Regions from separate parts of the Mus musculus genome. Here region 1 is linked to region 2. Evidence: chromatin contacts called from ENCODE Hi-C or POLR2A ChIA-PET data. All regions are on one chromosome and are shown on one strand. Each heading gives the region's core, a stretch centred on a gene start or an enhancer-like site at or near the end of the contact. The rest is flanking DNA. Distances are from core to core; before and after follow the strand shown.

Region 1 (5,742 bases), core at 2,962-5,461, 33 kb before region 2:
CAAAAAGGATTGAGTGAGACTGGTGTCCCGGTTATCTTGCAGTTTACAGGAAAATCCATAGTTCAAATTCTTTTTAAAAAAATAGAATATCTCTTGTTGTTGTTGTTTTACATTGTTGATGTATAAACGCTGTGGTTTAGGCACATCTACTCCTAATTTTCTCCCCCTACTCTCCCCACATCACCCACCAGGTTCACCCTCTTTTTAAAATAAATTTACATGTTTGTATGTTTAGACTTGTTTGTTTTTGTTTTCTAGACAAGGCCTCACGTAATTCAAAGTAGCCTCAAACTTTCTATGTAGCCCTAGATGAACTTCTGATCCTCCTGCCTCCACCTCGAGGTGCTGAGATAACAGGCGTGCGCCACACATTTTTATTCTTGAAGTAAATCTCTCCCTATTCTCATAACATCGTGGGCACATTTAGGGACTACTTATTTAATAAACACATGAAAATGTAAGTTAAAATTTAGCCATTCGACCGGGCACTGGTGATGCACGCCTTTAATCCCAGCACTTGGGAGGCAGAAGCAGGCGGATTTCTGAGTTCGAGGCCAGCCTGGTCTATAGAGAGAGTTCCAGGACAGACAAGGCTACAACAGAGAAACCCTGTCTCGGAAAAAAAAAAAAAAAAAAAAAAAAAAGCCAAAAAAAAAAAATAGTGTAGCCATTCGGTACACTAGTATTCGTTAAGTACCTACTGTTTCTCAGAAGCGTTCATAAACTCCAACAACACTCTGCAGCTCGCTCTCTCTCTCTCTTTTTCTTTTTTTTTTTTTTTTTTTTTTTTTGGTTTTTCAAAACTCTGTCGTAGCCTTGGCTGTCCTGGAACTCACTCTGTAGACCAGGCTAGCCTCGAAAATTTGCCTGCCTCTGCCTCCCAAGTGCTGGGATTAAAGGCGATCGCCACCATGCGTTCTGCAGCTCTGTCTTAAGAAACCCATGTGTTGGGGCTGGAGAGATGGTTCAGTGGTTAAGAGCACTGACTGCTCTTCCAGAGGTCCTGAGTTCAAATCCCAGCAACCACAAATAAATAAATAAGAAATCCATGTGCACAATAGTGCTTTCTCAGGCTGCCTCTCCTCTGTATTAGAACTGACATCTCAAGATGGGGATATAGCTTAGTTGGTAACACATGCATAAAACCTGGGCTCCAGCACAATGACTACGTGGTACAGTGGTGCACAACTGTGACCACAGCACATGGGCTATATGCTGAGTTCAAGGCCAATCTAGACTATGTAAGGTTCCCGTTGGTTGGTTGGTTTGTTTTTTAAATTAAAAAAAAAAATTTATACAGGCAGAAGACTGGAACACCCAGACTTTGAGAACTGGGGACATTTGAGGAGAGAGGAGCAGTCTGTGAACCATCATTATGGTAGCTGAATTGTTAGATGTGTTGCTTTAGGTTTTTGAGACAGAGTCTCACTGTGTAGTCCAAGCTGGCTCAAATTCAAGATCCCCTGCTTCTGCCTCCAGAGTTCTGGGATTATAAGTGTACCAGTATGCCCTGCTCTTTAACCTTAATATCACCACCCGACCACCACCAACATCACTATTTTGTATGTATATGATGCTAGTCCTTGTGTGCTAAGCAAATGCTCTACCAATGACCCACACCCCCAGTGCCAATTCTTTTCATGTTAAACACTGGAGCAATAAAACAACAACAACAACAACAAACCAGACTTGTATCACAGCCAGGAGGGATGAATATATTGCCAGGCAGTAATGAATCAGCTCTGTGATTCATGGTTCCCTTTACTTTCTGACTTGCGATCTTATCATTCTTTCTTGCCAAGAGACACATTTTCTTAATTCCCATTTCTATTTATTTTCAATTCTGTAACCAGGCACCGCTCCATTCTATAAGATACTGTTGAGTGTTCCCACTGAGCAGAACAGAAAAGGTTGATCTTATAGCCAGAAGTACAAAAAAAGAAAGAGGATTCTTTTTCATTTCAAAGTTACTTTCTTATAAACCAAAGACAAGGCGATATAACAAGAGAAAAATAACCGGTTGGTCAACATCATTTCCGGTTACCTTTTTGTGTAAGAATTAAGGCATGATCATGCCAAGCAGAGTGAGCCTGTTTGAGAAATCTGCCTATCCCTCTAATCTTGATCCCTGGGAAGTCGAGATAAAGTTTATTTTTATTTCAGTCATGTGAAATCTTCACATGAATGTCTTTTGCCCACAGTCCTAGGAATCAAACTTAAAGTCTTGTTCAGGCTGGCTTGTGTTCTGGCATTTAGCTACCCCCAGTCTGTATTTTTATTTTTAGCTCAATTTGTTGGTGTCTAAAACAACTCCCTGGTCTACAGCAATGCCCTCCTGTTATTGCTATTTAGCAACCTTTTTGCGTAGTTCAGGAGAGCTGGCTGGTAGACGGCTCATCAGTTAAGAGCACTCACTGCTCTTGCAGAAAAGCCTGGGTCTGGTCCCCACCACCCACATAGTGGCTCACAACTTTCCAGGACCCCAGGGCCAGGGCATGTCTTCTTTTGATCTCAGCAGCAGGTACCGGGCAAATGTGTATGTAGTGCACAGAGATATATGCAAACAAAACATTTATACAATAAATAAATAAATTTAATACAATTTAATACAAAAAATAAAATAAATATTTTAAAGTTTTTCTCTGATGGGACATTGCATTTTTGGCAAGACTGAAAATTAATGTTCTATGTTGAAAACTGACTTCCTTCAAAATATCCTGCAGTGGTGGCTCATGCCTTTAATCCCAGCACTTGGGATGCAGGAAGATTTCTGAGTTCCAGGCCAGCCTGGCCTACAGAGTAAGTTCCAGGACAGCAAGGGCTAAACAGAGAAACCTTGTCTTGAAAAACAAAACAAAACAAAAAATTAATTAATTTTGGTTTTTGAGACAGAATTTCTTTTTTTTTTAAGATTTATTTATTTATTATTATATGTAAGTACACTGTAGCTGTCTTCAGACACTCCAGAAGAGGGAGTCAGATCTCGCTACGGATGGTTGTGAGCCACCATGTGGTTGCTGGGATTTGAACTCTGGACCTTCGGAAGAACAGTCTGGTGCTCTTACCCACTGAGCCATCTCACCAGCCAGAGACGGAATTTCTTTGTGTAACTTTGGCTTGTTCTCCTTGGCCTTGAACTCAATGAGATACAACTGCCTCTGCCTCCCAAGAGCTAGGATTAAAGGTATTCACCAGCATGCTGGGTTACAAAAATAAAATTTTAAGAAACATAAGTAAACCAGCTCCTTTTAAAAACTTAATAATAATTTCATAGCAACCATTTGTGTGTGTGGGGGGGGTATGTGTTCACATGAGCATACATGCATGCATACAAATGTCAGGTTGTGTGATCAGAGAACAACTTTTGGAAATCTGTTTTCCTACCATGCTGGGCTCTGGGATCAAACTCAGGGTGTAAGGACTGGCAGCAAGCACCTTTACCCACTAAGCTATCTTGTCAGCTATTTAACTTAATGTAAAATGTTTACTTAATATTTCAACTTGCTTGTAAATCATATCCTTTAAACTTCAAAAGTCACAAAACCAGTCCTGAAAAACACACAAACACACACACACACAATTTTCTCTTTTATGTAGCTCTGGCTGTGTAGAAACTCACTATGTAGACCAGGCTGCCCTGGAACTCATAAAGATCCTTCTGCCTCCTGAGGATTAAAGGCCTGAGCCACAACACCCAGTTCAATGGCAACTCTTAAAACATGAATATGCATCTGGAGAGATGGCCCAGCAGTTAAGAGCACTGACTGCTCTTCCAAAGGTCCTGAGTTCAAATCCCAGCAATCACATGATGGCTCACAACCATCCGTAATGAGATCTGATGCCTTCTTCTGGTGTGTCTGAGGACAGCTACAGTGTACTTATGTATAAATAAATCTTTAAAAAGGAAAAAAAAAAAACATGAATATATGGCTGGCAATGTAGTGTAGAACTATGCTTACCATACATGAGACCCCGGGTTTTCCATCATACAGTCTTTTAGAGAAGAAAAGGAGGGGAAGGTAACAGGGTAGGGGAAAGAAAACAACAGAAAAAAAAGAAATCTCCAATCTGGACCACTTCCCTAAACTGAATCCCCCCCGCCCCTGGCTTTGAACCCAGAAACTACAATTCCCGTCGTGCCCTGGAACGCCCGTGATTAGCCGCCACTAGAACTACATCTCCCGGCGTGCCTTGGTCTCGCGTAACTTGCTGAGAGAACTACATCTCCCGTCAGGCAGCGGGAGGAAGGTTGTCAAAGCTTAGGGAAGGGGCTCTGGGCTACCTGGGATTTCCCAGAGTCGCCAGGTCCCCACTTTGAGGATGGAGCTGTCGCGGGGAGCCAGCGCCCCAGACCCGGACGATGTCCGGCCTCTCAAACCGTGTCTGCTACGCCGCAACCACAGCCGCGATCAGCACGGCGTGGCAGCCTCCAGTCTCGAGGAGCTGAGGAGCAAAGGTTGGCTGCTGAGGGGACCGGGCGGGGTCGGGAAGGTGACCCCAGAGCCTAGGGACTGCAGGGACCCACGTGGGTCCAGTGATTGACAGATTCCTGGCGTTTTTACTTACCTACACTGAGAGGAGCCGTGAAGGGGACGGGAAACTGTGCAGGTCCAGGTTCATTGACCTGATTTTGGACCAAACCGAGTCCAGCGTATTCTGTCCACTCTGGCTCACAGAGGCGGTACTGGGGCTCCCCGACGGGATGGGAATGGGAGTCCGCACTCAGTACCTATTCCATTAAAAGGGAGCTGTCAGTGCCTGCCCTTAGAGTCCAAGTAAGGAACGTGAGCCATGTTCTGATCCTGACTATACTTTGCATTTAACCATCTCTGGACCCTTAGTTTCCTCAGCCGTGTAGTGGGTGTATTTTCAACTTTGCTTCAAAGGATTCTTGGGACTCTCAAGTGAGATGGTCTGTTCAATGGTTACTTACAAGCGTTATTAGCCCGTAGCAACAAATGAGATACTCAAAGAAGTTCTGCAGGTCTTTCATGTCAGCTAGCTCCGGGCACGGATTCACCTGTGCCAGGGTGTGCATCGCTTCCGGAGAGCTAGCTACTGAGACCCAGGAGCAGGGTTTGATCTGGTGACAGGGGTTCTGTCACACCAAGGCTTGCATTTCACCCCAGCACAAGGTTAGTTCAGCTTAGTGCCACTTCAGTTGCATTGGCTGGGTGTCCTTGGCCCCAGAGACTTCTGTTCTCTGCAGCAGAGCCTATAGCAGACTGACTGGCAGTTCTATTTTGGGTGATGACAGCCTTATGGAAAGCCTCTTGCCTGGCAATAATATAAATGAAATGACACTGAGTAAAGCTTCTGCCAATACTGTAGTTTCCTTCAGTCTAGAAGAACTGCAAAAGAAGATAGCCACAGAGAGAATAAACCACCTACTTTTTGTTTTCTGACATTTGATGTGTAGAATTCAAGATTACCACCGAATAAATGAGCAAGGGACAGCATTACGCGTCCACTGTAATCAGACCAGCCTCTGGTTGGATGCTTATTTATGTAGACTCAAATGCCTCCTATGTGAGGATGCTGGAAAGATGGCTCAGCTGCTGAGAGTGCTTTCTGCTCTTGCAGAGGATCTGGGCTCAGTTCTTAGTACCCACATGGTGGCTCACAACCTTCTAGTACTCCAGTTCCAGGGCATCCAACACCCGCTTCTGGGCTCCATGCATGTGGGTGGGCACAACACATGTATGTAATCTACACACATACCTTCAGAAAAAAGAAACCACT
Region 2 (6,005 bases), core at 1,321-3,820:
CTTGGAAAAATAAAACAAAACAAACAAACAAAAAAGGAAACAAAGTTCAACAACGGGGCTGGAGAGATGGCTTAGTGGTTAAGAGCACTGACTGCTCTACCAGAGGTCCTGAGTTCAATTCCCAGCAACCACATGGTGGCTCACAACCATCTGTAATGGGATCTGATGCCCTCTTCTGGTGTGTCTGAAGAGAATGACAGTGTACTCACATACATTAAATAAATCAATAAATATTAAAAAAAATAAAGTTCAACAACTAGCCGGGCGTGGTGGCTCACGCCTTTAACCCCAACACCTTGGGAGGCAGAGGCAGGAGGATTTCTGAATTCAAGGCCAGCCTGGTCTACAGAGTGAGTTCTAGGACAGCCAGAGCTACACAGAGAAACCCTGTCTGGAAAAAACAAAAACAAACAAAGTTCAACAACTGAACACACTTGTGAAATGTAACAATCGATCAGAAGGGTGTAAGAGAACAGAGAACCTTCCTCCTCTGCAGAAGACAAATATGCCACCCTGAACTTGACTTGTGTTCTCATCTTATTTTATTTTCTAGACAGGGTCTCCGTGTAACACTGGTTGGCCTGGAACTCACTCTGCAGACCAGGTTGCCTCCCAGAAATCTGCGCTCAGTGGCCCGTGCCAGGCTTCATCTGAACTCAGAGCCTCCAGCAGGCTAAAACGGCTTAGCCACACTCCCTAAGGAGGGTCAGGGCTCTACAACTGAAATGAGAGCCTGAGAATTGCGCTTGCTACAGAGAGCAGATGAGCAGTGGCTCCCTGCTTTCCCAAGGATGCCATCCTTTAACTCAGTTCCTCGTGTAGTAAAATTGTTTTACTATTTAATTTTAATACATAAACCACAGAATTATTTCATTGCTACTTCATAACTGTAACTTTGTGAATCTCTGTTGTGAATCATAATTATCAGATAGGCAGGATATCTAATTGGGGTCTCAACCCACAGGTTGAGGACCACTGAAATGAAAGCAAGCTGCCAAGTGAAAACAGATGATGGCCGCTTGGGTGCTCACAGCTGGGCTCTAGCGATGGTTCTAAAGGTTCTGAATTTCTTTTTTTTTTTTTTTAAGATTTATTTATTTATTATATGTAAGTACACTGTAGCTGTCTTCAGACACTCCAGAAGAGGGAGTCAGATCTTGTTACAGATGGTTGTGAGCCACCATGTGGTTGCTGGGATTTGAACTCCTGACCTTCAGAAGAGCAGTTGGGTGCTCTTACCCACTGAGCCATCTCTCCAGCCCAGGTTCTGAATTTCTTAAAACAGGAGTGCAGGGCAGACAGCCGATGGGACGCAGATACCTAAGGAAGCAACCCCCAACCCTGAGCTCACAATCATTCCCAGCTGAGATGGCAGCTCTGATTCATCAAACAACTGAATATTGGCTCTGACACCACCCCGTGCAGTAGTTATCCGTATTCCGACTTTGCAAAGGAGAAAACTATATTTGGGCCACGACTAACTGACTAGAGGACCCGAAATCACAACCGACGCCAGAGGGTGGGTTCTAGGGCAGCCTGCCAGGGGCTGACTCCGGGCTCTGCAGCATAGAATAGACAACGTTTCCCAGGTCCTAGTGAACTGCTCAGGTCTCACTATGTAAACCAGGCTAGCCTCAAGCTCACACACACCGCTCGCTCTGACTCCTGAAATTAAAGGCCTGAGCCCCACGCACTGTCCTCGCTTGTTCCTGAGACAGGGTCTCTCTAGGTACTTAACTGATCTAAAACTCGTAATCCTCCTGCCTCAGCCCCTGAATTAGTCTGTGTGTCTCTCCTGCATCTCTCTCACCCTCACACGCGCTATCCCCAGCCTCTTTTGTTGTTTTGTTTTGTTTTGTTGTTTTTGTTTTGTTTTGTTGTTTTTGTTTTGTTTTTCGAGACAGGGTTTCTCAGTGTAGCCTTAGCTGTCCTGGAACTCACTCTGTAGACCAATTGAGAGATGTGCCTGCCTCAGTCTGGGATTAAGGACTTGCGCCGCCACCACCGGGCGGGCCCTCCTTTAAGACAGGGCCTCCCGTAATCCCGGTTGGCCTCGAACTCGGTATATCGCTGAAAATGACTCTAAACTGGCTTCTGCCTCCACCCTAAGCCTCTCGCTTCCACACACACCCCGCTCCGTGCTGGGGTCACAGTCGTTCACCACCAAGCCCGGTAGGTGCGGTGCTGGGACTCGAACCCATAGATTCCCTCATGCTGGGCAAACGCTCCTCCAAGCCCCATCGTCTCTCTGTAGCGCCCACACCCGACCCTCACAGCGCCGGGACACCCGGACTCTGGCGAGCTGGACGCAGGCTCGGCGGACCGCACCCCCTCCTTGCAGCCGAGCGACGCATGCGCACACGCGGAGGCCGGCTAGGGACTCGGGGCCTTTCCCTCTCCCAGGACCTCACGTCCTGCCCTTGCTGGGACCCCATTTATTTTATACCTGCCGGTGAGAGAACTCCTGCGGCTCCTCAGCCTCCACCTCCTCCATCACTGCGGACAACCCCGGTCGGCGCGCCACTGTCGGCTCAGACTTTCCCGCGCTACCTCTGCGACGGGCGGCGCCGAGGGTCAAAGCGCGAAGCGCCTCCTTCCTGTCCCGCGCGCGCCCCCTGGCGACAGCTCGCGGAAGGGTCTTAGCGTTGGTGTGACCCGGGGTTCAAGCATCTGTAAGAACGTGCGTGAGATGGCTCACTGGTTAGCAGTCACTGAGAGCACCGGCCAGACGCACCACCCACATCAGGTGGCTCACTAAACACGTGTAATTCCATCTCTAAGGGACACAATGTTCTCTCTTGGTCTCTCTTGGTACCCGCATGCAGATGCACACACAAATACACACATATGCATAATAAATATATAAGTAAATAAAAGTGTTTAAGTAAAAAATATATATATGTTGGGCCTGGTGATGCACCCTTTTAATCCCAGCACTCTTGAGTCATAGGCCAGTGGATCTCTGTGAGTTCCAGACCAGCCAGGGCTACATAGTGAAACTTGCCTTAAAATTAAAAAACAAAACAAAACAAAAAAAGCAAGAGTGTATAGCCCACAATTAACAGATGATAAAGCACTTGGCTGGCAAGATAGCTTTGTGAAAGCCAGGCATGGTGGCACATGCCTTTAATCCTAGCACTTGGGAGGCAGAGGCAGGCGAATTTCTGAGTTCGAGGCCAGCCTGGTCTACAAAGTGAGTTCCAGGACAGCCAGAGCTATACAGAGAAACCCTGTCTCGGAAAGAAAGAAAGAGAAAGAAGAAAGAGAGAGAAGAAAGAGAGAGAAGAAAGAGAGAGAAAAAAGATCGTTTTGTGGGTCAAAACACATTGCCCTGCAAGCCTGGGGCCCTGAGGCCCTGAGTTTGATTCCCAGAACTGACTCCAGAAAGTTGTTTTCTTACATCCACTGTGTGCTCACACTCACACAAACCAATAGCCAGTTGATGTAAGTTATGGAAGGCAGCGCCTTCTATGGTGAACCATTCACACACACAACCTCGTGCAAGGAACCTTGGATTTTTATGGCTCTTCCACCAGCACCAAATCAGTGATCAGTGAGATCACTGCTCAAACGCTATCCCCTCAGAGCGAGTGGTTCACGTTACCAGGGACAAGAGTGGCTGCTTCTCCATTATGTCAAGCTATACAGCGAGAGGCTCTGAGGTGGCTCTGCAATAATAACAGCTGCCGTTCCTGCAGACCAGGATTTGGTTCATGGCACCCACATGGTGGTTCACACCTGTCTATGATTACTGTTTCCAGGAGTCAGTGCTCTCTTCTGATCTCCAAGAGCCCAATTCATGCACGCAGGCAAAACACTCAGACATTAAAAAAAGGATCTGTAGAGAGGTCTGCCTGGCCCCGAAATGGCTGTAGCCAATGCCTACCAGCTATTTCATATTATCGCTGTAATTTGCCTGCCAGTCATTGACACAGAAAAATAACTTGGGGCTGGAGAGATGACTCAGAGGTCAACCATCTGTAATGAGATCTGACACCCTCTTCTGGAGTGTCTGAAGACAGCTACAGTGTACTTACGTATATAATAAATAAATCTTTAAAAAAGAAAGAAAGAGCCAGGTGGTGGTGGCGCACTCCTTTAATCCCAGCACTTGAGAGGCAGGCAGATTTCTGAGTTCGAGGCCGGCCTGGTCTACACAGTGAGTTCCAGGACAGCCAGGGCTACACAGAAAAACCCTGTCTCAAAAATTCAAAAAAAAAAAAAAAAAAAAAAAAGAAAGAGAGAAAGAGAGAAAGAAAAAAAATAACTCAAAGCAGGGTCATGCTGATCATCTAAACTGTTACATTCTGTGTGAGGTCTGTTAATCCTTTTTTTTTTTTTTCAAGACAGGGTTTCTCTGTATAGTCCTGGCTGTCCTGGAACTCACTTTGTAGACCAGGCTGTCCTGGAACTCAGAAATCCACCTGCCTCTCCCTCCCAAGTGCTGGGATTAAAGGTGTGCACCACCACTGCGGCGAGGTCTGTTAAGAAATACCACAACCTATTGTAGATTCGGTTTATTATGTTAATTGTTTTTAATTACATAGGAATTTGTACATCTATATGTAAGGCATCGTGGGTCCCTGCCCCCAGTTGGCTCTAATTAGTAAATAAAGTTGTCAGCAAAGATTTAAAACAAAGATTTAAAATCACTACAAGATTTAAAATCACTACAAGAACAAAGATTTAAAATCACTACAAGGGGAAGCAGGAGGACCAGCCCTGAGAGTTGCAGGAGAGAGCACATAGCCATGTAAGAGCCAGGGGAGAGCAACCCCAGGGGCTCCTACCCCATTGGGTCTGGGGTAGCGATGATGGATTTTAGAAAGTGATAATTCAGTAGTATTGGAGGGGAGGCGTTAACAATGTGGAAGTTTGGGAGTGGCCCAGCCATTGAGCTGCTTAGGACATATTAAAAACAAGGCTATGTGGGTGTGTCTTTCATTCAAGAATCCACAACATTAGGCAGTACTGAGAAGCCCATGTGCTGGGGAGTTTAGAGCAGGATAACATTCTACCACTACAACAAATTAATTACGTAGGACCCATCAAATTAAAGGTCAATATGAACTGTTATGCCTAAAACTTCTTGAGTCAGAGCTGATCGTCGGGCAGCACTTCCTGCACCTGTGTATGAACTCACTGTGGTTCTTGTGCCCCCCCCCCATTTATAAGTGGACAGAGAAAGATGCCCAGGGCCATAGCCTCAGCTACAACCCTGATCATCAATATTAGGTATGCACTCAATAAACTATCCCTGTATGACTGAGATCAGTGTTTGTGTGCTCTCTGGGGTCACTCATGCACCTCAACAAAATCAGTCTTTAAAAAGTAAAATATAGAAGCCAGCTGGTGGCGCACGCCTTTAATCTCAGCACTCAGGAGGCAGAGGCAGGCAGATTTCTGAGTTCGAGGCCAGCCTGGTCTACAGAGTGAGTTCCAGGACAGCCAGGGCTACACAGAGAAACCCTGTCTCGAAAAACCAACAAAACAAAACAAAACAACCAAACAAACAAACAAAACAAACCAAGAAAAAAAGTAAAGGACAGAGCAGAGCTGGGCTGTGGGTCAATTTACAGAAGAACTGTTAACTCCTCCACAGTTACCTAGCAACAGTAAAGACCATAAAAAGGGCTGTTTAGCCCCACCTCTCTCTCTCTCTTACTCTCTTACACTCTTACTTGTCTCCCTCTTACCCCTTACTCTCACCCTCTCTCTCCCTTCTTTGTCTTCTCGCCTCTCTCCCTCTTACTCTTTTTCTCTCTAGCCTTCTCTCTCTCTCTCTCTCTCTCTCTTTCTCTCTTTCTCTTTCCCTGCATCTCTATAATAAAGCTCTTAAACCATAGACAGTCTCTGCTCATCAAGGCTGCGCGCACTCTCGCATTGGGAACCTCTTCCCTCTCTCCTATAACCCTGGTGGCTTTAGCAAAGCAGCTTCAGGGTGCCCAGGTAGGGCTGCCCCTGGCCACCCCCTGAAGAGTGGGACAGAGGAATGTCCACCTAGG

Evidence for each region. A loop is a pair of places that touch in the nucleus more often than their neighbours do. ChIA-PET counts read pairs that join two places held with the same protein, here RNA polymerase II (POLR2A).
Region 1: a loop to region 2 is called in a map of heart, with 4 times the contacts of the local background. The contact joins the promoter of Dffa here to the promoter of Cenps in region 2. A Hi-C loop is called at or near these places in 3 of 37 maps with a recorded cell type or tissue (heart and v-Abl transformed pro-B cells). POLR2A ChIA-PET finds 5 or more read pairs at or near these places in 2 of 5 experiments (Patski and embryonic stem cell).

What each region holds. Positions count from the first base shown.
Region 1 is chr4:149,099,931-149,105,672 of GRCm38, forward strand. Dffa (DNA fragmentation factor, alpha subunit) reads left to right here and starts at 4,212. Exons shown (of 6, transcript NM_001025296.2): 1 at 4,212-4,456. The coding sequence starts at 4,321.
Region 2 is chr4:149,135,030-149,141,034 of GRCm38, forward strand. It overlaps Cenps (centromere protein S), which reads right to left and starts at 2,571. Exons shown (of 5, transcript NM_027263.2): 1 at 2,447-2,571. The coding sequence starts at 2,494.